2 separate regions of the Homo sapiens genome follow, and region 1 is linked to region 2. Evidence: chromatin loops called from intact Hi-C (ENCODE). Cell type or tissue: mammary epithelial cell. All regions are shown on one strand. Each heading gives the region's core, and the rest is flanking DNA. Links, peaks and the distances in the headings are about the cores only.

The links. Peaks named below come from ENCODE experiments on the same cell type or tissue, not always from the same donor. Only the 100,000 strongest peaks of a DNase experiment are listed, where the experiment ranks them.
Region 1: it touches region 2 in a loop (33-fold over the local background); 39 of 110 quality-filtered maps call a loop at or near these places.

The regions. Positions count from the first base shown.
Region 1 is chr19:13,583,267-13,594,307 of GRCh38, reverse strand. No RefSeq gene overlaps it. Among named protein-coding and RNA genes, the nearest start is that of CACNA1A, 82 kb to the right of the region's middle. RefSeq lists silencers at 4,735-4,964, 4,874-4,983. In mammary epithelial cell, for the core only: a CTCF peak has its summit at 4,891 (motif pointing right); no DNase peak of the experiment used is centred there.
Region 2 is chr19:12,973,739-12,983,524 of GRCh38, reverse strand. It overlaps DAND5 (DAN domain BMP antagonist family member 5), which reads right to left. Exons shown (of 2, transcript NM_152654.3): 2 at 8,765-9,786. Among named protein-coding and RNA genes, the nearest start is that of DAND5, 9.1 kb to the right of the region's middle. RefSeq lists an enhancer at 8,587-9,093. In mammary epithelial cell, for the core only: a CTCF peak has its summit at 5,497 (motif pointing left); a DNase peak (open chromatin) is centred at 5,504.

The DNA.
Region 1 (11,041 bases), core at 1,753-9,752, 610 kb before region 2:
CTTCAATCCTCTTTCTCTCTCTCTCTCTTTTTTTTTTTTTTTTTTTTGAGACAGAGTCTTGCTTTGTCACCCAGACTGGAGTACAGTGGCGTGATCTCAGCTTACTGCAACCTCTGCCTCCCGGGTTCAAGTGATCCTTCTGCCTCAGCCTCCCAAGTAGCTGAGATTACAGGCACCTGCCACCACGCCCAGCTAATTTTGTATTTTTAGCAGAGACGGGGTTTCACCATGTTGGCTAGGCTGGTCTTGAACTCCTGGCCTCAAGTGATCCGCCCACCTTGGCCTCCCAATGTGTTGGGATTACAGGTGTGAGCCACTGCGTCCGGTCTCAATATTTGCTTTCTAGGCAGGAATCTTTTAAAGCCACGTGTCCACTTTATCAGCCAACATCCCAGTCCATCAATCACTCATGCAGGTCTAAGCAGACTGCAATACATTGCCATTCACTGGAATTGTTATTTATCTCATTTCTAGTGGTCTGTCTTGCCCACTGGAGTATCCCCAATCAGGTTGCTTGTCTGTCCTGTTCACAGCTGTATCCCCAGAGACTGAGGCCAGCACCCAGTAGGTGCTCATAAAATATCTCTTGAGTAAAAGCATTGACTGACAGTGAATGAGAGCCAGTGCCAGCCAGTCAAGTGGATTTGGGTCAACCATCAGTTAAGGACTAATAAAACTCAATACTTTTCTTATTTTTATTTTTGAGACAGAGTCACGTTCTGTCACTCAGGCTGGAGTGCAATGGCTCGATCATGGCTCACTGCAGCCTCAACCTCCTGGGCTCAAGCAATCCTCCTGCCTCAGCCTCCCAAAATCTTGGGATTACAGGTGTGAGCCACCGCGCCTGGCCTATGGGGTCTTGTTAAATGCAGATTCTGTTTCAACAGGTCTAGGCTAAGACTTGGGATTTTGCATTTCTTTCTAACAGGCTGCCAGGTGAGGCTGACGCTGCCTGGGTGTAAGCAGCGAGCTGCTGAACCGTCATCTTCATCAGAGAATAGAGAGAACATTAGTGTGAATGGGGAGCAGAGAGAGGAGAGTTAAGGGAACTACCATGAGTATCATTAATAATACTTCTTAGGCCATAATAATAATAATAACCATGTTTTTTGTTTGTTTGTTTTTGTTTTTGTTTTGAGACGGAGTCTCGCTCTGTCACCTAGGCTGGAGTGTAGTGGCGCGATCTCGGCTCGCTGCAAGCTCTGCCTCCCAGGTTCACGCCATTCTCTTGCTTCAGCCTCCCTAGTAGCTGGGACTACAGGCGCCCACCACCATGCCCGGCTAATTTTTTTGGTATTTTTAGTAGAGACGGGGTTTCACTGTGTTAGCCAGGATGGTCTCGATCTCCTGACCTCGTGATCCACCCGCCTTGGCCTCCCAAAGTGCTGGGATTACAGGCGCGTAATTCCACAGGCGCCCAGCCCAACCAGGTGTTTTTTTTTTTTTTTTTTTTTTGAGATGGGGGTCTCACTATGTTGCCCAGGCTGATCTCAAACTCCCGGGCTCAAGCGATCCTTCCACTTCAGCCTCTGGACTATCTGGGATTATAGGCATGAGCCACTGTGCCCGGCAATAACCAGTATTGACTGGGCATGGCGGTTCACGCCTGTAATCCAAGCACTTTGGGAGGCCAAGGCAGGTGGATCGCTTGAGGTCAAGAGTTAGAGACTAGCCTGGCCAACATGGTGAAACCCCGTCTCTACTAAAAATACAAAAAAATCAGCCGGGTGTGGTGGTGCGTGCCTGTAGTCCCAGCTACTCCGGAGGGTGAGGCAGGAGAATCGCCTGAACCCAGGAGGGGAGGTTGCCGTGGGCCGAGATCACACCACTGTACTCCAGCGTGGGCGACAAAGTGAGACTCTGTCTCAAAAACCAAACAAAAACCCAGTGTTGATGGAGCACTTACTATCTGTGGGGCACGGCTCCAAGACCTTTACATGCATTGACTCGATTAGTCCTCATCACCATTGTTATAAATAGATTGTGGTGCAGGTTATTGTTTTCCAAAGTGTTTCGTTGCAGCACATCTTATCAAATGCACGCAACGATCTCCTGAAACAGCTAGGGCAGCTCTTGTTGCTATTGTTATTGTGGTTACTTAGTATCTTATTATGATTACTTTTTTTTTTTTTTTTTTTTGAGACAGAGTCTCACTCTGTCATCCAGGCTGGAGTGCAGTGGCGCGATCTCGGCTCAGTGCAACCTCGACCTCCCAGGTTCAAGCAATTCTCCTGCCTCAGCCTCCCAAATAGCTGGGATGACAGTCATGCACCACCACGCCTAGCTAATTTTTTTTTGTATTTTTAGTAGAGACGGGGTTTCACCCTGTTGGCTAGGCTGGTCTCGAACTCCTGACCTCAGGTGATCCACCCACCTCAGCCTCCCAAAGTGCTGGGATTATGGGAGTGAGCCACCACGCCCGGCCATGATTACTTGTTATGACCGGTAGTACCCTTATTATTTTGTCCCTTATGCAGATGGGTGAACAGACCCGGAGAGGTGAATTCCAGGTTACTGAGGCATTTGAGAGCCAAGCCAAGAGAGAGATGGTGTGACCTTGAATTCCAGGCCAGAACTGACCACTTATAGGATATGGGGACCCAGGCTCAGCCAAACTGCAGGTCACCAGCTAGGACTGGGTGACTTTCCCAGCTAGGGATCGGATGGGTGGCCTGAATTGTCCTGGTCCCCGAGGCCTGAGCTGAGAGAATGAGACACACAAAGTGAGACTTTTATTTTATTTTTAGAGACAGGGTCTCACTCTGTCACCCAGGCTGGAGTGCAGTGGTGCAATGATGGCTGATTGCAGCCTTGACCTCCTGGGCTCAAGTGATCCTCCCACCTCGGTCACCTGAGCAGCCAGGACCGTAGGTGCGTGTCACCACTCCTGGAAAATTTTTAAATTTTTTTGTAGAGGCAGGGTCTTGCTATGTTGCCCAGGCTGGTCTCAAACTCCTGGCCTCAAGTGATCCTCCTGCCTCGGCCTCCCAAAGCATTGAGATCATAGGTGTTAGCAACCATGCTCAGCCCCCCAGAGAGATCATATTTTAACACAAGTCAGATTATATCCCTCCTCTGCTCAGAACCCTCCATGGCTCCCACCTGACTCATAGCAAAAGCCAAAGTCCTCACCAAGACCCATAAGGCCCTGCCCCTGTCACCTCCCTGCCCTCACCTCCCTCCTCTCTCTCCCTCGTGCACTGTGCTGCAGCCATACTAACCTTATCACTGTTCCTCCAATGCACCAGGGTGGTCCAGCCTCAGGGCCTTTGCACTGGCTGTTCCTTCTGCTAGGAATGCTCTTCTCCTCGGCACCCACACGGCTTCTTCCTTGCCTCCTTCCAGCCTTTGATTAAAGGTTTCCTCCTCATCAAACTTTTCATCATCACCCTATTTAAAATGCAGCCCCGGCTGGGTGCAGTGTCTCATGCCTATAATCCTAGCACTTTGGGAGGCCAAGGCGGGAGGATCACTTGAGGCCAAGAGTTTGAGACCAGCCTGGGCAACATAGTGAGGCATCTCCACAAAAAACAAAAAAATATTAGCCAGGCATGGTGGTGTGCGCCTGTGGTCCCAGCTACTTGGGAGGCTGAGGTGGGAGGATCCTTTGATCCTGGGAGGTCAAGGCTGCAGTGAGCCATGATCGTGCCACCGCACTCCAGCCTGGGCAACAGAGTGAGACCCTGTCTCATAAATAAATAAATAAATAAATAAGATAAAAATAAAATAAAATGCAGCCCTACTCGTGCTTATTCCCTGCCCCGCTTAATTTTCCCCACTAGCACTCATAACCAGATCCTATGTGTTACATATGGGGCTTCCTCCCTCGTTGACTGTACTGGGACCTGTAGTCCTAGCTACTCAGGAGGCCAAGGCAGGAGGATCCTGTGAGCCCAGGAGTTTGAGACCATCCTGGACAGCATGGCAAGATTCCATCTTTACAAAAATTAGCTGGGCATGGTGATGCGTACCTGTAGTCCCAGCTACTCAGGAGGCTGAGGTGGGAGGACTGCTTGAGCCTGGGAGTTGAAGGTTGCAATGAGCTATGATTGCACCACTGCACTCCAGCCTGGGCAACAGAGAGAGATCCTATCTCTAAATAAATAAATAGAATTGAAAAAAAATAAAATGCAACCCCTACTTATGTTGGTTCCCTGCCCCGCTTAATTTTCCCCACTAGCACTCACGACCAGCTCATATGTGTTACGCATCGGCTTTCTCCCTTGTTGCTGCCATATTTGCTCTGTGAGCTCCACGTGGGCCGGTCTGGTGTCACCCAGGCTGGTGTGCAGGGGCGAGATCTCGGCTCACTGCAACCTCAGCCTCCCGGGTTCAAGCGATTCTCCTGCCTCAGCCTCCGGAGTAGCTGGGACTACAGGTGCGCGCCACCACGCCCAGCTAATTTTTGTATTTTTTAGTAGAGACGGGGTTTCATTTACCATGTTGGCCAGGTTGGTCTCGAACTCCTGACCTCAGGTTATCCACCTACCTTGGCCTCCCAAAATGCTGGGATTACAGGCGTGAGCTACCACGCCCGACCCGTTCATTAATTTTTGTTGTCGTATAATAAAAAGAAGGATAATTCTTGATAGGTGAAAGTTGTATGCCGTTCAAAATTTGGTGTCCATAAAGTTTTATTGGAACACAGCCTTTTCTATTTGTGCTGATGTTGTCTGTGGCTCCTTTTGTGTTACAACGGCAGAGCTGTCTCTGGGACAGAGACTGTCTAGCCCTCAGAGCCGGAAGCATTTCATCTGAGGTCCTTTATCGAAGAGGTTTTTGGACCCCTGAGCTGGAACAGCGCCTGACACACACTGTGCTCAAAAAGCAGCCTGCGCGGGTCTCCCCTGCGTTCACCCACTGTCGCCCGCCGCTGCTAAGACTGGCCACCAGGTGGCGCCATGGCTCCCCAGCCTGGCAGGCGCCGGGCAGCAGAGCGCTCAGCTCGCTCTCCGGAGTACCCACCTCCCTGCCGCTTCCTTTCTGCCTGTTCCGAGAAATGGAAGTCAGCCCCAAATCAATAATTGAATTCCCATCATGTGATAACTAATCATTACATATATGGCTATTGCTTTTTCATGCACAAAGGGCTTGGTAAAGACCAACTGGGGCGGCAGGGGCGGACTCGGGGCTTTGCAGGGCTCCCTGAGGTCTGATGGGTTACAAGCAGGTCCTGAGGTCAAGTGTGGGGCTTACCTGGCTTCAATCTGGGGTGTGGTTGAGTGCCCCGGCCAGGGTTCAAATCCCAACTCTGCCACTTGCTGACTGATTCTGGGGAGGAGGGTTCCTTTCCCTTTCGGTGCCTCAGTTTCCCTCTCTGTCAAATGGGGAAAACAATAGCACCCATCTCTGGGGCTCTTACAAAGATTAAGTTCACTGCATTATTACATAGAAAGCATTTAGAACAGTGCAGCCACATAGTAAGTACTTGGTAATAGTTTTCTGTTTCTGTAGCGGGTATGCCATTAAGCATTTTGAGGCCTCAGTTTACACAGTTAAAAAAAAAAAAAAGAGGCTGGGCACGGTGGCTCACGCCTGTAATCCCAGCACTTTGGGAGGCTGAGGTGGGAGGATCGATTGAGCCCCGGAATTCAAGGTCAGCCTGTGCAACATAGGGAGACCTCGTCTCTACGAAAAATGCTCACGTAATTAAAAAAAAAAAAAAAATTAGCCAGGTGTAGTGGTGCCCAACTGTAGTCCCAGCTACTCGGGAGGGTGAGATGGGAGGATTGCTTGAGCCCAGGAGTTCAAGGCTGCAGTGAGTGATGATCACACCACTGCACTCCAGCCTGGGTGACAGAGTGAGACCCTGTCTTGGAAAAAAAAAAAAAAAAAGAAAGAAAAGCAGGTTGTTTTGTTTAGACATCACAATTAAACTGCAACCTAACCTTTAAAAAAGAACCTACTTAGAAATCAGAGCTCTCTTTCTCTTCTTCTTCTTTTTATTTACTTATTTTTTTGAGCAGGAGTCTTGCTCTGTTGTCCAGGCTGGAGTGCAGTGGCATGATCTCAGCTCACTGCAACCTCCGCCTCCCAGGTTCAAGTGATTCTCACCTCAGCCTCCCAAGTAGCTAGGATTACAGGGACCCACTGTGATTAGCTGCCATGCCTGGCTAATTTTTGTATTTTTAGTAGAGATGAGGCTTTAGCATGTTGGCCAGGCTTGTCTCAAACTCATGACCTCAAATCATCCACCTGCCTCGGCCTCCCGAAGTGCTGGGATTATAGGCGTGAGCCACTGCGCCCGGCCTCTTTCTTTCTTTTCTTAAGGGAGGCAGGCTGGCCAATTCTAGCCTAGTTGATATTTAAAAAAAATAGGTCTGGTCCCAGGGAGCTTCTTTTTCAGTGCAGCTGGCTGACTTTTGGTGCAGAGAGACCCTTCTTTTGTTCTTTGAATTAGCAGCTTTGGCAGCCATGGAAGGTCTGGGTAGGGCCCCCCAGAGATGGGGCTCCCCTATCTCTTTTGGTCTATCAGATTCTCCATGCTGGTCCTTGAAACCCAAGCAGCTTATGAACAAATATCCCCCACCACCCCCACTGCCAAATTATCCTCTCTGTTCAATGTGACTTTTCCATCTAGAATTTATCTGTACCTTGGGTTTCCAATCCTGGGAACAACTATGCCTTATTTATTTATTTATTTATTTATTTATTTATTTATTTATTTTTGATACAGAGTCTCACTCTGTCACCCAGGCTGGAGTACGGTGGCGCGATCTCAGCTCACTGCAACCTCCGCTTCCCAGGTTCAAGCGATTCTCCTGCCTCAGCCTCCCGAGTAGCTGGGATTACAGGTGCACACCACCACGCCCAGCTAATTTTTGTATTTTTAGTAGAGACTGGATTTCACCATGTTGGCCAGGCTGGTCTCAAACTCCTGACCTCAGGTGATCCACCCACCTCGGCCTCCCAAAGTGCTGGGGTTACAAGTGTGAGCCACTGCGTCCGGCCTCCTGTCTTCGTTTTCTTCTTCTTTTTTTGAGACAGAGTTTTGCTCTTGTTGCCCAGGCTATAGGGCAATGTTGTGATCTTGGCTCACCACAACCTCTGTCTCCCAGGTTCAAGCAATTCTCCTGCCTCAAGCTCCTGAGTAGATGGGATTACAGGCATGCACCACCACGCCTGGCTAATTTTGTATTTTTAGTAGAGACGGGGTTTCTCCATGTTGGTCAGGCTGGTCTTGAACTCCCGACCTCAGGTGATCCGCCTGCCTCAGCCTCCCAAAGTGCTGGGATTACAGACCTGAGCCACCACGCCTGGCCCTCTTTTCTTCTTGTGGGGTCTGCATACTTCTGCTTGCCTACCGCTGATCCCTGTCTTTCCTCCTCTTCCACTTCCTCCTCTTCTTCTACCTCTTTCTCTTCCTCTTCTTCTTTGACAGGGTCTCACTCTGTCACCCACGCAGGAGTGCAGTGGTACAATCATAGCTCACTGTACTCTTAAACTCTCAGGTTCAAGCAGTCCTCCCAACTCAGTCTCCCAAGTAACTAAGATTACAGACATGTGGCACCACACCTGGCTATTATATTTTACTTTATTTTTTGTAGAGATTGAATCTTGCTATGTTGCCCAGGCTGATCTCAAACTCCTAAGCTCAAGTGATGCCTCTCCTTCAGCTTTTAGAGTCCCTGGAATTACAGGCACGAGCCACTGTGCCCAAACTGATCCTTGTCTTTTATTCTGTCACCGTCACTCCAAAATTCTATCTTTTCAACACCTCAGGGTTATTTTTGTTGTTGTTGTTGTTGAGATAGAGTCTCACTCAGTCACCTAAGCTGGAGTGCAGTGGGGCGATCTTGGCTCACTGCAACCTCTGCCTCCCAGGTTCAAGTGATTCTCCTGCCTCGGCCTCCCAGGTAGCTGGGATCACAGGCACACGTCATCACGCCTGGTTAATTTTTATATTTTTGGTAGAGACGAGGTTTCACCATGTTGGCCAGGCTGGTCTCGAACTCCTGACCTCAAATGGTCCACCTGCCTTGGCCTCTCAAAGTGCTGGGATTACAGGCGTGAGCCACCGCGCCCGGCCTTCAGGGTTCTTTTGATGGCGTCTGTCCACACTCCAGGCTCCCTTAACTGCTTGAACCTTGGTGCAGGGCTCTGCCCATGACTCTCTGCCCATGATTCCATCATTATTGCCCTCACTTTGGTTGAGTCCCGGTGGCTTTCCTTCTGTCCCCTGCATTTTCAAGGCCTTTGCACTTGCTGTTCCTCCTGCCTGGAATGTTCTTCCCATGGCTGGCTCCTTCACACACTGTGGTCTCAGCACAAATGTCACCTTCTCCTGTAGAGCCCCTCTCCTGGGGCGACTGTTCATTTTGCAGAGCCATTCTGCTCATTATATAAAATTACGTGTTTCTTTCTAAATTGGATTGTCAGTTCCACAAGGGCAGGTTTGTCTGTTTGTTTCTGGTCTGTCTTTTCTGCTACCGTGTCTCTAGTGCTTAGAAAAGTGCCTAGAGTATAATAGATACCAATGTTTGTTGAGTGAATAACTGATGGACCCCTGTGAACTTGAACATCTATGTGGATCACCTCTTCGTGGCTCTGGCTTTGAGACCTGAAAGCCTCTTAGAGCAAGTGAACCCTATTTTCTTTTCCATTCTCTGCCCAGGGGATCTTCTGGTTCCACATTTATGCACTGTACTCAAGGGGGCCTGCCTGGAGGAGGAGGCAGACATGCAAACAGCAGCTGTACAATGTCTATGAGCTACACAGAGACCAGTTCCCATTTATTCCACACCCGCCATGGGCCCAGCCCTAGGCCAAGGGGCTTTGGGTATGAGCTCATGGGTTACTAACCCCAGTACCCATTTTACAGAGGAGGCAACCGAGGCACAGAGGGGTTAAATAATGAAGCCAATAAGTTAGAACCAGCTTTGGAACCCAGGTCTGTCAGAATCCAGAGCCCATGTTCTTAACTCCTGCCTTTTCAAGGTCTTGAACTTGGAAATGCCTGGCATAGAGTCGAATGAACGAATGAATGAAAGGACGACTGAATGAATGAAAGGGAGAATGAATGAAATTGTGATCATTAACCTTTTCCCTGCCCTTCAAGTCCTAAACTCTACAAAGGCAAGTCCCTTTTCTTATTTGACCCTTGAAGCTATGGGAGTGCTCTGCACAGAGCTTTGCAGGTAGAAAGCACGTGATGTCTGTCAAACTTGGTTGTGTGAAGTCTCAAACAAACTTAGGATGAAATCTATACAATCCTGAAGGCCAGCATGGCACATACAACCCATTCTCTAAGTCCTGGCCACTAGAACCAGCTTGAAAGAGACCGAACTGGGATTAAAATAAAATAAGACCTCACCTTCTGATATTTCCAAATTCTCACAGTCCTTTCACCTCCTCTGTCTCTTGCAACCATGAAAACGACATTTGGGAGGGCAGGTCTTGTAATGCTCAGATCACAATTGAAGAAATGAAGGCCAAGTCCACATAGAGATGAGTGCTGGGTCAAAATCTAATGGTGACAATGAACTTAAAAAACAATCCCATTATCCCCAGCATTTTGGGAGGCCGAGGAGGGCAGATCATCTGAGGTCAGGAGTTTGAGACCAGCCTGGCCAATTTGGTGAAAACTTGTCTCTACTAAAAAATACAAAAAAACAAAAACAAACAAACAAAAAACAAACACGCAAACAAAAAAACAGAAAACAAACAACAAAAATTAGCCAGGCGTGGTGGTGGCACACATCTGTAGTCCCAGCTACTCGAGAGGCTGAGGTAGGAGAATTGCTTGAACCCAGAAGGCAGAGGTTGCAGTGAGCCAAGGTCACACCACTGCACTCCAGCCTGGGTGACAGAGCGAGACTCCTCAAAAAACACCAAAAAGCAAAAAACAAAGAGCTACAATAACAAAACCCCAATCCCACTATCTCTCTGAAATGCCACGTTGCAAATCAAATGTATTCCTTTGCCATCCAAGAAGGCCATTCTTGCCTGGTGAAATTCCTCTGGAGGGCCCCACATATGTTGCAAAAGACAGATCTGGGGACAAAAGGAGCCACCTTGAAAATCCCAGCTCATCCTGTTAGAGCTGGGCGACCCTGGGCAACTGCCACAGCCTCTCTGAGCACTGAAGGAAGATAACAACAGTTCCTAGTGCAGAAAGTCTGGGAGAGAGCACTGACAAGGCCAGGTTCAAATAACAGTGTCTTGAAGGATAAGTCACTTTCTTTTTTTTTCCTTCTGTGGTCTGGGCACCGCCTGGTCAATATTTATGTGTAGTGCCTCCATCTGTATGCTAGGTCAAGGGCTTCTGAATAAGGAGACTGTGGAGCTTATTGGCTCTGGAGCTAGTCTGGCTGGATTCACACCCTGGTTCTAACTATTTGCTGTGTGACCTTGGACAAGTGACTTCACCTCTCTGAGCCTCTGTTTCCTTGCCTGCAAAATGCAGGAAAAAAATAGCAGTCACTTCATAGGGTCATTACAAGAATTAAGCATTTGAAAAATGCTTAGGACAGTGCATCTCACATTATAAGCAGGAATGGCCAGTTAAATAATAATAATAATAATAATTATTATTATTATTTTGAAAGGAGTCTCACTCTATTGCCCAGGCTGGAGTGCAGCGATGCGATCCTGGCTCACTGCAGCCTCCACTCCTGGGTTCAAGCCATTCTCCTGCCTCAGCCTCCAGAGTAGCTAGGATTACAGGCATCCACCACTATGTCTGGCTAATTTTTGTATTTTTAGTAGAGACAGGGTTTCACCATATTGGCCAGGTTGGTCTCAAACTCCTGACCTCAAGCAATCTGCCTACCTTTGGCCCCCCAAAGTGCTGAGATTACAGGCATGAGCCACTGCACCTGGTTAGGCCTGTTAAATTAAGTGAAATGAACAAATTCCCACCCATACTCCGAGGTGTGACCTCCAAAAGGGCATGGACTTTATCTTATTGGTTATGTTTCACCAGAGCCTAGCATATAGCAGGTGGTTAGTAAAGGCTGGGTGAAAGCAAGATATGAGGTTGGAATGTGTTTGTGGCTGAGAGATGAAAATCTGACCTCTAAATCTAGGATTTGCAGACTTC
Region 2 (9,786 bases), core at 1,540-9,539:
ACGGGGAGACCGGGATGGGGAGAGACAGAGAAATGGGGAGGGAAAAAGACAGGAGAGACAGGGAGAGACCAGAGATGAGAGAGACCAGAGATGAGAGAGACGGAGATGGGGAGAGACAGAGAAATGGGGAGAGAAAAAAGAGAGACAGGGAGAGACCAGAGATGGGAGACCCAGAGATGCGGAGAGAGATGGGAAGAGATAGGGAGACCTGGTGGGGAGAGACAGAAATGGGGAGAGATGAAGACACTGGGAGGGCCGGAGAAAGCTGGAGAGATTGAGAGACAGAAGGATGGGGAAAGAAACAGATGAGAGGCCGAGCGCAGTGTAATCCCAGCACTTTAGGAGGCCGAGGCGGGCCGATCACGAGGTCAGGAGATCGAGACTATCCAGCCCAACATGATGAAATCCTGTCTCTACTAAAATACAAAAAATTAGCCGGGCATGGTGGTGCGCGCCTGTAGTCCCAGCTATTCGGGAGGCTGAAGCAGGAGAATCGCTTGAACCCGGGAGGCAGAGGTTGCACTGAGCCAAGATCTCCCCACTACACTCCAGCCTGGCGACAGAGTGAGACTCCGTCAGAAAGAAAGAAAGGAGAGAGAGAGAGAGAGACAGAGAAAGAGAGGAAAGAAAGCGAGAGAGAGAGAGAGAGAGAGAGAGAGAGAGAAAGAAAAAGAGAAAGAAAGAAAGAGATGAGAGAGATGGGGAGAGAGAAGAGATGGGGAGACATGGAGATGGAGAGACATGGGGACTGGGTATGGAGAGACAGAGATGGGGAGAGACAGAGACACAGGAAAAGCTGGAGAGACTGAGAGACAGAGAAATGAGGGGAAAAAAGATGGGAGAGACATGATGAGAGAAGAGATGCGGAGACTGAGAGATGGAGAGAGACGGGAGACTAGGCAGGGAGAGGCAGATAAGGAGACACTGGGAGAGAAAAAAAACGGGAAGAGACAGAGATAAAGGGAGAGAGGAGGCCGAGCATGGGGGTTCACACCTGTAATCCTAGCACTTTGGGAGGCCGAAGTGGGCGGATCATTTGAGGTCAGGAGTTCGAGACCAGCCTGGCCAACATGGAGAAACCCCCGTCTCTACTAAAAATACAAAAAGTAGCCGGGTGTGGTGGTACGTGCCTGTAATTCCAGCTACTCCGGAGGCTGGGGCACGAGAATTGCTTGAATGTGGGAGGTGGAGGCTGCAGTGAGCAGAGATGACGCCACTGCACTCCAGCCTGGGTGACAGAGCGAGACTCTGTCTCAAAATAAATACATAAATAAACAAGAGAAAAAAGGAGGAGAGATAGGGAGATGAGAGGGACAGGGAAAAATTAGGAGAAAAGGAGAGAGATGAAAAGAGACATAAATAGGAGAAGATTTAGGGCTGGGAAGAATGGACAAGAGGAGATGGAGTGGGAGAAATGAGACACAAAAGGGGAAAGAAGGCAGGGCACAGTGGCTCATGCCTGTAATCCCAACACTTCGGGAGGCTGAGGCAGGCAGATCACGAGGTCAGGGGTTCAAGACCAGCTTGGCCAACATGGTGAAACCCCGTCTCTACTAAAAATACAAAAATTAGATGGGTGTGGTGGTGCATGCTTGTAATCCCAGCTACTTGTGAGGCTGAGGCAGGAGAATCACTTGAACCTGGAAGGTGGAGGTTGCAGTGAGCCAAGATCACGCCACTGCACTCCAGCCTGGGCAACAGAGCGAGACTGTGTCTCAAAAAAAAAAAAAAAAAAAAAAAAAGGAGGCCGGGCGCGGTGTCTCATGACTGTAATCCCAGCACTTTGGCAGGCCAAGACGGGCGGATCACGAGGTCAGGAGATCGAGACCATGCTGGCTAACATGGTGAAACCCCGTCTCTACTAAAAATACAAAAAAATTAGCTGGGCGTGGTGAAGGGCACCTGTAGTCCCAGCTACTCGGGAGGCTGAGGCAGGAGAATGGCGTGAACCTGGGAGGTAGAGCTTGCAGTGAGCCGAGATCACACCACTGCACTCCAGCCTGGGCAACAGAGCGAGACTCCGTCTCACAAAAAAAAAGGTGGGGAAAGAGACAGAAGAGAGACAAAGACAGAGACAGAGATAGGGAAAGACATGGGGAATCCAAGAGGGAGAAACAACGGGAGAGACCTGGAAGGTGGAGAGAAACACACCAATGAGGAAGGACGGGTGGAGGGAGAAGACCACGGAGAGGCAGAGCCCGGGAGCAAGATGGGAGAGGAAGGGTTGGGGTGAGAGACGGGACAGGACCAGTCAGCCAATACCCCTGGACCCTCCTTGCCTGGTGTGCTGTGCTTAGCAATGGGAAAAATCAGGGGATGGGGGGTTGGGTGCGGTGGCTGACGCCTGTTATCCCAGCACTTTGGGAGGCCGAGGCGGGTGGATCATTTGAGGTCAGGAGTTCAAGAGTAGCCTGGCCAACATGGTGAAAACCTGTCTCTACTAAAAATAGAAAAATTAGCCGGGCAGTAGTGGTGGACGCCTGTAATCCCAGCTACTCGGGAGGCTGAGGCAGGAGAATCTCTTGAGCCTGGGAGGCAGAAGTTGCAGTGAGCCGAGATCACACCATCGCACTCCAGCCTGGGCGACAGAGTGAGACCCTGTCTCAAAAAAAATAAATAAATAAAAATAAAAAATAAAAAAAAATCAGGGGAATGGGGATAGCCAGACAAAGTCAGAAGTGCTGAGAGGTCAGAGGACACACAGCCATAGAAAGACATAGCGGCCGGGTGTGATGGCTCACACCTGTAATCCCAGCACTCTGAAAGGCCAAGGTGTGTGGAATGCTTGAGCCTAGGAGTTTGAGACCAGCCTGGACAACATGGTAAGACCTCATCTCTACAAAAAACATGTTAAGGGCTGGGCGCGATGGCTCACGCCTGTAATCCCAGCACTTTGGGAGGTCAAGGCGAGTGGATCACCTGAGGTCAGGAGTTCAAGACCAGCCTGGCCAACATGGCGAAACGCCGTATCTACTAAAACTACAAAAAATTAGCCAGGTGTGGTGGCATGCGCCTGTAATCCCAGCTACTTGGAAGGCTGAGGCAGGAGAATCGCTTGAACCTGGGAGTCGGAGGTTGTAGTGAGCCGAGATTGCACCATTGCACTCCAGCCAGCGCAACAAGAGTGAGACACTGTCTCAAAAAAAAAAGAAAAGAAAAAAAGAAAAAGAAAAAGAAAAAAGAAATTTTTTTAATTAGCCAAGCGTGGTGTCCTGCACCTGTAGTCCCAGCTACGGCTAAGGTGGGAGGATCACTTGAGCCCAGGAGTTTGAGGCTGCAGTGAGACATGATCGCACCACTGCACTCTAGCCTGGGTGACAGAGCCACACCCTGTCCCAAGGGAAAAAAAAAAAGACATAGCAAGATGGAGGGTGAGATATACCCAGATGTGAGGGAATGAAGGAGAGAAACTTGGAAACAACCCCAGCTCCCTGCTCTGAGAGTCTCTGGTCCCACCTGCCCCTTCCACTCACCCTGGTTTGGTACTCTCAGAAAGCATACCCTCTGTCCTACACACCTTCACACAGCCCCTGATAAGACACTGTTGACACAGAGGCTCAGCCTTCAGGAACACTGCTTCTTTATTTTATTTATTTATTTATTTTGAGATGGAGTCTCACTCTGTCGCCCAAGCTGGAGTGCAGTGGTGCGATCTCAGCTCACTGCAACCTCTGTCTCCTGGGTTCCATCATTCTCCTGCCTCAGCCTCCCGAGTAGCTGGGATTACAGGCACATGCCACCACATCTGGCTGATTTTTGTATTTTTGGTAGAGACCAGATTTCGCCATGTTGGCCAGGCTGGTCTCGAACTCCTGACCTCAGGTGATCTGCCCATCTCAGCCTCCCAAAGTGCTGGAATTACAGGCATGAGCCACTATGTCCAGCCATATTTATTTATTTTTGAAACAAAGTCTTGCTCTGGTACCCAGCCTGGAGTGCAGTGGCACAATCATAGCTCACTGCAGCCTTGAACTCCTGGGCTCAAGTGATCCTCCCACCTCAGCCTCCTGAGTAGCTGAGACTACAGGTGCATGCCACCATGTTCCGCTAATTTTTTAAATTTTTTGTAGAGACAGGGTCTTGCTATGTTGCCCAGGCTGGTCTTGAACTCCTAGGCTCAAATGATCCTCCCACCTTGGCCTCCCAAAGTGCTGGGACACTGCTTCTTTTTTTTTTTTTTTTTGAGACAGAGTCTCGCTCTGTCACCCAGGCTGGAGTGCAATGGCGCATGATCTCAGCTCACTACAACCTCTGCCTCCCAGGTTCAAGCGATTCTCCCACCTCAGCCTCCCTAGTAGCTGGGATTATAGGCACACACCACCATGCCTGGCTAATTTTTGTATTTTTAGTAGAGACACTGTTACACCATGTTGGCCAGGCTGGTCTTGAACTCCTGACCTAGGTGATCTGCCCGCCTCAGCCTCCCAAAGTGCTGGGATTACAGGTCCTGCACCCAGCCAGGACACTGTTTCTGACACTCCAGGACACCGTCACCCAGTGACACTTCCCCTAGATGGTCCCAGTCATACCTATGGATACCTATAGATTCCTAGTGACACAATCATAGACGCAGACACATGAATATGACATGGACACGGACTCATACAAGGGCTCCTGGTGACATCTCCCAGTTATAGACACAACCGTGTAGGTGCACTGTCTCATGAGGACCTTATCAGACATGTGAATACAGTGAGTGGTGGCCACACACCATCCAACACACAGGTTCACATTTTTGTTGTCGTTGTTGTTGTTTTGTTACATAGATGAGGGCTTGAACGCCTGGCCTCACTTTTTTTTTTTTTTTTTTTTTTTTGAGACGGAGTCTTGCTCTTGTTGCCCAGGCTGGAGTGCAGTGGCACTATCTCAGCTCACTGCAACCTTCGCCTTCTGGGTTCAAGCAATTCTCATACCTCAGCCTCCCAAGTAGCTGGGATTACAGGCACGCGCCACCACGACAGGCTAATTTTTGTATTTTTAGTAGAGACGGGGTTTCACTATGTTGGTCAGGCTGGTCTCGAACTCCTGACTTCGTGATCCGCCCGCCCGGCCTTGGGCCTCACTTTCTTATGCGCCAGGACAACAGGCCTGAGCCACCGCGCCTCCCAGGCTCACACTTCTTAGCAATGCTGTCATATGTGGCCACTCCTGATGAATGGTGCACCCTCGCCTTCACACCTGGACACGTTTTCAGACACTCATTGTCACCCTCATGGACACACATGGCTTCAACCCTGGGTCTGACCTACTCACTGGGCAGGCACCTTGTCCCACGGTACTGTTCAGAACACTGTGGGGGTGCTCAGTCCAGTTCTCCACGTTTGAGTCAGTGGGGGCTGACAGATTTCAGGTCCCAGCAGAGACTGGGATGGAAGTGGGGGAAAGTGATGTCCAGCCCCTGGTCCTCCTGAAAGGGCTGAGTCCAACTGGGCCACAGTGGTCCCAGACTCCTCCTCCAGTCGGGCAGCTTGGACCAAATGTAGACCAAGGGTGTCCCCTGGTGGCCATAGGTGGTCTCTGCACCCATCCATGGAGGGACGACAGGCAGCCGCCCAGTTGCTGAACTTGGAGCTGTGGACAGAGAGGACACAGAGCACACAGGCCCAGAGACTGAAGTCCAGAAGCAGGAACGCAGATACAGAACTAAGAGCCGGTAATCCAGATCCCAGGACCCAGGATCAGCATCTAGAGTCCAATCATACCGGGCTGGGCACGGTGGCTCATGCCTGTAATCCCAGCACTTTGGGAGGCCAAGGCAGGCAGATCACTTGAGGTCAGGGGTTCGAGACCAGCCTGACCAACATGGCGAAACCCCGTCTCTACTAAAAATATAAAAATTAGCTGGGTGTGGTAGTGGGCACCTGTAATCCCAGCTACTCAGGAGGCTGAGGCAGGAGAATCGCTTGAACCTGGGAGGCGGAGCTTGCAGTGAGCTGAGATTGCGCCACTGCCCTCCAGCCTGGGCAACAGAGTGAGACTCCATCTCAAAAAAAAAAAAAAAAGATTCCAATCATACCAAGATCTATACTCCAGATCCACGAACTCAGCCAGGCGTGGTGGCTCACAGCTATAATCTCAGCATTTTGGGAGGCCAAGGCGTGAGGATCACTTGATGCCAGGAGTTTGGGACACGATAGGCAACATAGCAAGACTTTATCTCTACAAAAAACTTAAAAATTAGCTGGGTGTAGTGGCACATGTCTGAGGTTGCAGTGAACTATGATGGTGCCACTGAAACCATACTCCGGGATTCAGATTCCAAAAATCTAGATCCTATTGCTCAAAACTAGAATCCACCAGACCCAGAATCTAGCTCCAAGAATTTAGAATCCAAAGGCTACCTTACAAAATTGAGAGCTTTCTTTCTTTTTTTTTTTTTTTTTTGAGACAAGGTCTGGCTCTATCACCCAGGCTGGAAAGCAGTGGCACAACCTTGGCTCACTGCAACCTCTGCCTCCCAGGCTCAAGCCATTCTCCCACCTCAGCCTCCTGAGTAGCTGGGGTTCCAGGTACACACCACCATGCCCAGCTAATTTTTTTTTTTTTTTTTTTTGAGATGGAGTCTTGCTTTGTCGCCCAGCCTGGAGTGCAGTGTCGCCATCTTGGCTCACTGCAACCTCCGCCTCCTGGGTTCAAGCGATTCTCCTGTCTCAGCCTCCCAAGTAGCTGGGATTACAGGCACGCGCCACCACGCCTGGCTAATTTTTATATTTTTAGTAGAGACGGGGTTTCGCCATGTTGGCCAGGCTGGTCTTGAACACCTGATCTCAGGTCATCCACCCGCCTCAGCCTCCCAAAGTACTGAGATTACAGGCATGAGTCACCACGCCCGGCGCCCAGCTAATTTTTAATATATTTTTGTGGAGACATAGTTCTGCCATTTTGGCCAGGCTGGTTGCGAACTTGTGAGCTCAATGAATCCACCTGCCTTGGCCTCCCAAAGTGCTGGGATTACAGGCGTGAGACTCCTCACCCAGCCAAAATCCAGATTCTTAAGCCGTCCTCAGAGCCCTCCAGATCACAGCCACGTAGCAGGAGTTGGCGAAGATAGAAACAAAGGGATAGCTGAGGAGCTCAGCAGTACTGCACATGGCCTCTCCCAAAGCTGATACCCCTCCCAACCTACCCCTGTGCATTTACACACACACACACACACACACACACACCCCATCAGGTTGGGTGTGGTGGCTCACGCCTATAATCCCAGCACTTTGGAAGGCCAAACCAGAAGGATGGCTTGAGCCCAGGAGTTCGAGACCAGCCTGGGCAACACAGTGAGACCCTGTCTCTACAAAAAAATAAACAAAATTAGCTGGGCGTGGTGTCATGAGCCTGTAGCCCCAGCTACTCGGGAGGCTGAGGAGGGAGGATCACTTGAGCCCAGGAGTTTGAGGCTGCAGGGATCGGGCCATGATCACTCCAGCCTGGGTGACAGGGCGAGACCCTGACTCAAATAAGAATAATAATTAATACTACTAATAAAAGAAAAAGACACACCATCATCCAAAGAGACACCCTCCTCCATACGTTCTTGTCCCAGCATGCAGATGCACGAACATCTGTGCACCCACAAAATCTCAGAGCTCCGCCCCCAGCCAGCCCACCAAACTCCTAGACACACAGCCACCATGGAGACACACACAAACCTATGATTTCCAGCCCTGCACCCGGACACACTTTAAGAATTGTGGAGACTGGGATGGGTGTGCACACACACACACATACACACACAGACATAGTCCCCTAAGAAGCTCCACGCCTGGCAGCCACGCAGCCCCTGGGAAGGGTACCCCAGGGATGGGGTTCACCGTGCAACCCCGTGCCCACCCCAGCCGTCCCCCGCCTGGCCGGCTGGCGGGCTTTAATACAGATGCCAAACTCATAATTGTAACTGAGGGTGACAGGGTCACCTTGAGCCCCAGATGCTCGTGCGGTGACAGATGGCGTTGGCAAACCTGATTAGCGGCCCCCGTGCCAGCGCCTGTGGCACCTGCATCCCCTGCCCCTCCCCCGCTCCCCCAGCACTCATTACCCACCCATTACTGGGCCTGGGGGGGCGGGGCAGGGGCCGGCTGGCACTGCCCGGGAGGGGACAGGGACTCTGGGGGCTCCCCTGGCACCAAGGTTCCCAGCTGGCTCCCCTGGCTGGCAGGAGGTGGGCACAGCAGAGGGAGGGAAGGCAAATGCCTCATGCCCACCAGAGGGGGGCTTGCCCATGGTGCCAGGGCTGAGCTGCCCACTCGGACACTGCCTGGGGTTTGGCACAGAACTCTGGAGGGAACAGGGATGGGGCAGCCCCCCCAGAGCCCTTCATGACCCTCCCCTCCAGGGCCCTTCGAGCAAGGGGCCTTGGGAGCTGCCTGCCTGTCCCGTTCCCATCTCTCTGTGAGGCCTGTGAGGTCAGGGGTCTCAGGCTCCCACGCCCCACTGGCCCATCTGTTTCCTCGGGTCCCCTCCTGCTCCCCTCACCTGAGGCCTTCCTTCCTGAGGCAGGAAGAGGGCTGAGAAGGGCCTGGCCGGCTCCCCGCCCCACGCTCCGGGGGGCATTTGGAGGCAACACTGACAACGCCACATGTCCCTGCGTCTGTGCCAGACAGGCCCATCTGCCAGGGCCCTGGTTCCAGCCGCCCAAAGCCAGGCCGCCCTCGCCCGCTGAAGACCCTGAGCCCCAGCTGGGGAGGGAGCACTCAGATGCCCACACCCTGTCATGGGGCCACCCACTCCCAGGGAACCCCAGTTGGAGGAACAAACAGATGCACATATAGACAGCTGGACTCAGCCAACCTTTATGGTTTCTGTGGAATGCCATGCCAGGCGTGGGGCTCTGTGGAGACTCAGGTGGGGGGTCTGAGAGGGACACAGCACCACTATCAAGGCAAGAGGCAGCTGGGAACACGAGGGTCCTGCCTCTGTCTCAAGGACCCCAGGATTTCCCCCAGCAGCTGTCTGCCTGCCTGCTTTGGTTTGCGTTTTTGGTTTGGGTTTTTTTTTTTTTCTTTTTTGGTGTCCCTAGGCTGAGGTCATCACTGTGTCTCTCGGTCTGGGTGGGGCCATCTACCCTCCCTGCAACTGGGAGTGTCTTTGACCTCATTCTATAAGAGACAGTTCAGCCTAATGATTAACAGTGGATTTGATCCCAGCACTTTGGGAGGCCGAGGTGGGCAGATCACCTGAGGCCAGGAGTTTGAGACCAGCCAGGCTAATATGGTGAAACTCTGTCTCTACTAAAAATACAAAAATTAGCTGGGCATGGTGGCGGGTGCCTGTAGTCCCAGCTACTCAGGAGGCTGAGGCAGGAGAACTGCTTGAGCCTGGCAAGTGGAAGTTACAGTGAGCCAAGATCGCGCCATTGCACTCCAGCCTGGGTGACAGAGAGAGACTCTGTCCTTAAAAAAAAAAAATAATAAGGCCAAGGCAGGCAGATCACGAGGTCAGGAGATAGAGACCATCCTGGCTAACACGGTGAAACCCTGTCTTTACTAAAAATACAAAAAATTAGCCGGGCGTGTTGGCGGGTGCCTGTAGTCCCAGCTACTCGGGAGGCTGAGACAGGAGAATGGCATAAACCCGGGAGGTGGAGCTTGCAGTGAGCTGAGATTGCGCCACTGCACTCCAGCCTGGGCGACAGAGCGAGACTCCATCTCAAAAAAAAAAAAAAAAAGTGAGTTGTCAATCATTGTGTGCTGTGACTATCAGTGGTGCAACTCCAGGACGGGCACTGTGTCTACTGTCTGGGGAGCAGGGTGAGGACTCTGGGGACCTGTCTGCCTAACCCTGCATCCCTGG